Linked DNA regions of Homo sapiens: region 2 is linked to region 1. Evidence: read pairs that join two places in POLR2A ChIA-PET (ENCODE). Cell type or tissue: CD4-positive, alpha-beta T cell. All regions are shown on one strand.

What was found. ChIA-PET counts read pairs that join two places held together with the same protein. Peaks named below come from ENCODE experiments on the same cell type or tissue, not always from the same donor. Only the 100,000 strongest peaks of a DNase experiment are listed, where the experiment ranks them.
Region 2: POLR2A ChIA-PET joins it to region 1 with 6 read pairs; 3 of 35 experiments call an interaction of 5 or more read pairs at or near these places.

The regions. Positions count from the first base shown.
Region 1 is chr10:21,887,617-21,890,116 of GRCh38, forward strand. The region is part of intron 7 of DNAJC1 (DnaJ heat shock protein family (Hsp40) member C1); the gene reads right to left. Among named protein-coding and RNA genes, the nearest start is that of DNAJC1, 110 kb to the right of the region's middle. RefSeq lists silencers at 1,270-1,470, 1,429-1,488. In CD4-positive, alpha-beta T cell, no CTCF peak of the experiment used is centred here; a DNase peak (open chromatin) is centred at 1,545.
Region 2 is chr10:21,630,012-21,632,511 of GRCh38, forward strand. All of the region lies in intron 8 of MLLT10 (MLLT10 histone lysine methyltransferase DOT1L cofactor), which reads left to right. Among named protein-coding and RNA genes, the nearest start is that of MLLT10, 97 kb to the left of the region's middle. In CD4-positive, alpha-beta T cell, no CTCF peak of the experiment used is centred here; no DNase peak of the experiment used is centred here.

The DNA of each region.
Region 1 (2,500 bases):
ATAAAAACAAGCAATAAGGAAAGGACTCCCTATTCAATAAGTGGTGCTGGAATAACTGGCTAGCCATATGCAGAAGATTGAAACTGGACCCCTTCTTTACACCATACACAAAAATCAACTAAAGATGGAGTAAATATTTAAACATAAAACCCAAAACTATAAAAAACCTGGAGGACAACACAGGCAATAGCAACCTGGATGTAGGAATGGGCCAAGATTTCATTACAAAGACACCAAAAGCAATTGAAACAAAAGCAAAAATTGACAACTGAGATTTAAACTTAAGAGCTTCTGCACAGCATAAAGAAACTATCGACAGAGTAAAAAGACAACCTACAGAATGGGAGAAAATTTTTGAAAACTCTGCATGTGACAAAGGTCTAATATCCAGGATCCATAAGGAACTTCAATAAATATACAAGAGAAAAACAAACAACCCCATTAAAAAGTGGGCAAATGACATAAACAGACACTTTTCAAAAGAAGACATCCATGCAGCCAATAAGCACATGAAAAAAAGCTCCATATCACTGATTATTAGAGTAATGCAAATCAAAACCACAATGAGATACCATCTCTATCCAGTCAGAATGACTATTACTAAAAGGTCAAAAAATAACAGATGATGCCAAGGTTATGGAGAAAAGGGAACACCTATACACTGTTGGTGGGAGTGAAAATTAGTTCAACCATTATGGAAGACAGTATGGTGATTCCTCAAAGAGCTAAAAGCAGAACTACTATTTAACCTAGCAATACCATTACTGAGTATATACTCAGAGGAGTGTAAATCATTCTACCGTAAAGACACATGCACACAGATGTTCAATGCAGCACTATTCACAATAGCAAAGACATGGAATCAACCTGAATGCCCATCAATTAGCAATTTGATAAAGAAAATATGGTACATATACATCATGGGATACTATGCAGCCATAAAATGTGGTACATATACACCATGGAATACTATGCAGCCATAAAAAGAATGAGATCATGTCTTTTGCAGGAACATGGATGGAGCTGGAGGCTGTTATCCTTAGCAAACTAAACCAAGAATAGAAAACCAAATACCATATGTTTTCACTTACAAGTGAGAGCTAAATTATGAGAACTTATGAGCACAAAGAAGGAAACAAAAGACACTGGGGTCTACTTGAGGTTGGAGGGTGGGAGGAGGGAGAGGAGTAGAAATGATAACTATTGGGTACTGGACTTAATATGTGGGTGATGAAATAATCTGTACAACAAGTCCCTGTGACATGAGTTTACCTATGTAAGCTTTTTTAAAGCTTATTTATTTTTCTAAACTTTTAGGTTCACATGTTCCCCTGAACCTGAAAGTTTAAAAAATACATAAATAAATAAGCTTTAAAAAAATCTTTTTTCAAAATGTATTAGTTCATTCTCACATTGCTATAAATAACTGAGACTGGGTAACTGATAAAGAAAAGAGGTTTAAGTGGCTCACAGCTCTGCGGGTTGTACAGGAAGTGTGAATGCTTCTGCCTCTGGGGAAGTCTCAGGAAACTTTCAATCACGGCAGAAGGCAAAGGGAGAACAGGTGTCTTACATGGCAGGGGCAGAAACGAGAGAGAGAGGGAGGAGCTGCTACACGCTTTTAAACAAGCAGATCTCATGAGAACTCACTGTCTCAAGAAGAGCACGAAGGGGATTTGCTAAACCATTCATGAGACATTGCCCCCATGATCAAATCACCTCCCACCAGACCCCACCTCCAATACTGGTGATTATATTTCAACATGAGATTTGGGTGGGAGCACAGATCCCAACCATATGAGATATTAATATAAAACTTCCATTTCAGAAAAAATGGAGAACTTTTCCACATTCCTCTCACTAAGAATTATAAAAAAGATAAAAGAGTAAACAAGTTATTTGTTTACTCATATCTTATAGTAACCATTATATATACAACAAACACAAGAAGAATTTGAAAGTTAAGAGAGAAGCCTGACCAGCTAGGTACTGCAGGACTCAAGAATACCCACAGTGGTCAGTTCTACGAGTTTTCTTTGTGTTTCTTATGTATCTCAGACTTGGTGCTGCAGAAACTAGCAACCCAGAAACACTAACAGGCACAGACACACACATACAGGCAAAACAAAAACAAAAGCCTGCTCTCTCTAGCTAAAGGGTCAAAAAAGAGACAGCATAGGCATTTATCTTTTGTCTAGAAGATAAAGCTTTTAGACAATAACCACTCTAATACAGGCAAACAAGACAGAAAGTAGTGTTACCCCCATCCCACCACCCAGCATAAGAGCAAAGACTAATGGGAAACCTAGGCTGCTGCCATTGCCAGCCTGTAATGAGGCACCCAACCTCCCCACCAGGGTGATGTGAGAGAGAAGGCTAAAAGGTAAGGCGGATCCTTCTCCTGCTAATAAAGTCAGTGGAGACTATATGGGTAGCCTGAACCTCCAGAACCACCCAGAAGTAATAGGTGTCTCTTCCTCTATCAGGCAGTGTGGTTACA
Region 2 (2,500 bases), 260 kb before region 1:
AGGCAGGAAAAATGATACTATGTCTTCTTCTGTTTTGGTGGGGAAGAAAGAAGAGAAGCATGTAGGTGAATAACTAGGTCACCTGGGTAGTAGAGCAAAGAAACTAGATGTGGGTTGAACCCTATCAGAGATATTGCTAGGCAGATTGGGTATACAAATAAGGAGGCCAAGTGCGTTATTTTCAAAAGTGTTTAAAATAATGGATCATGAGATTGAGGTGGGATAATAGATGTAGTGGAACTAGGGAAGGGCTGGAACATAGAGTTACAGGAGATATTGGAGCATGGGCCTAGAGGGCTCAGTAAGGTTCAAGAATAAGTATAGTAAGAGTGTGAATTAACTGCAAGGTTATGAAGAAAGAGTAGATCATTGTGGTTTAATATTTCATTGGGATATGTTGGGTGATGGCAGCTTCCAGGTGTTGGAAGACAGTTCTCCATGGTTCTCACATTTATACACATCTTGTGAGTGGCAGCCCTGACTGCCTTTGTTCTTTTCAAGGTTGTTTATGTTGTTTATATAGCAAGCAAACAGCCTTGGAAAACAGAGGCACTATCATTCAAATTTCTCCTGTAATTCAGTCCACTGTGTGTATAAATGTCATCTTGCCCCAGGTCACCCTGTCAGAATGGGGAACTTAGGCAAATGCTAACAGTCTGGCTTTTGCTATTGCCACGAGTATTAAAGTCCTCTGTGTCCAATGCAGGAGTCTTGTGTCATCTTCTACCAGCATCTATGAAACTGTGGTGAACTAACTTGTCACTTTACAAGTACAGTAAGATCTTAGACTCTTTGTAGTTTTTGACACCAAGATGTGGTTTTAGGCATACTGAAGGAGAGTCTGAATGAAAGCCATTGAAATTGAGAATATTTGAGGACTGTGCGAGTTGTTCATACAGTTGGCCTTAACTCGCTAGCACACCCACCCACTCTTGTGGTCCAGGGATGTTGGGATACTGTGGTTCAAGGTCTTACCAAGATCACATGTAGCAGGAAAGAGTTGCCTAAAGAAAAGTACGTCGGGCGCGGTGGCTCAAGCCTGTAATCCCAGCACTTGGGGAGGCCGAGGTGGGCGGATCACAAGGTCAGGAGATCGAGACCATCCTGGCTAACATGGTGAAACCCTGTCTCTACTAAAAAATACAAAAAAAAATTAGTCGGGCATGGTGGCGGGCGCCTGTAGTCCCAGCTACTCGGAAGGCTGAGGCAGGAGAATGGCGTCAACCTGGGAGGCGGAGCTTGTAGTGAGCCGAGATGGTGCCACTGCACTCCAGCCTGGGCAACAGAGCAAGACTCCGTCTCAAAAAAAAAAAAAAAAAAAAAAGAAAAGTAATGGGCAGACGAAGAGATAAAGAGACACCTATTAATAAATGATAGAGCTGGAATTTAAGATGAACTATGTCTGACTACGAAGTCCCTGGAATTTTTTTTTTTTTTAAATACATCTTTCTGCCTTTACTGGAGGCTGTATTAGTCCATTCTCACACTGCTATAAATGAGAATGAGTAATTTAGTAGGAAGAAAAGAGATTTAGTTGACCCACAGTTCTGCAGGCTGTACAGGAAGCATGGCTGGGAGGCCTCAGGAAACTTACAATCATGTCAGAAGGCGACGAGGAAATAAACACATCTTTACCATGGTGGAGCAGGAGAGAGAAAATGAAGAGGGAAAGTTTGAAACTGCTACATACTTTCAAACAACCAGATCTGGTGAGAACTCTTATCAGGAGAACAGCAAGGGGGAAGTCTGCCCCCATGATTCAGTCACCCCACCATCAGGTTCCCCCCCCAACACTTGCAGATTACAGTTCAACATGAGATTTAGGTGAGGACACAGAGCCAAACGATATCAGAGGTAAGAATCATATCCCCTTTGAAAGTTAGATAAATCTGTATTACAACTTGAAGAGTTTTTTTTTTGGTTTTTTTTTTTTTTTGGTTTTAGTACAAATGGTGAAGTTTTCACATGTTCTCAAAAGAATGCTAATACAGAATATGCCTTATCAATCCTCTGTTCTGTTCCAGGAAGCTATTATTTAACTGAGTAGTATTTGGGAGAATAAATTTTGAAGACCTGCTTGCTTAAATAAATAACTTGTTAAAAGAAGATAAAAAGTGAAAGTAGATGTGAATAGTCTTTTTGAAATTTAGCTTGAATTCAGATGTTGAAGACAAACAGTAATATAGTGTGCATCAATTAATTGGCATGTCCATGAAATAGAATGTTATGGCTAACTGAATTGGCTGAGGATTAACTTTATTTAATAGAGTTATTTTTTGCAACTTGTAAGGTTGAGATTGCATGTAATGCAAAGACTCATGTTTAATTCATGTAGGTGTTTAGAATTTTATTCCAGCTATCTAATTATAGCATCATGGAGATGAAGTAATGATAGCCTATTGTTTTCCATTAATAATATAAATATTTATTAATGTATTTATCACCTGTGGCAAATGACCTAGTTTTCATTTCCATTTTTATAGATGAAGAATTAGGGACA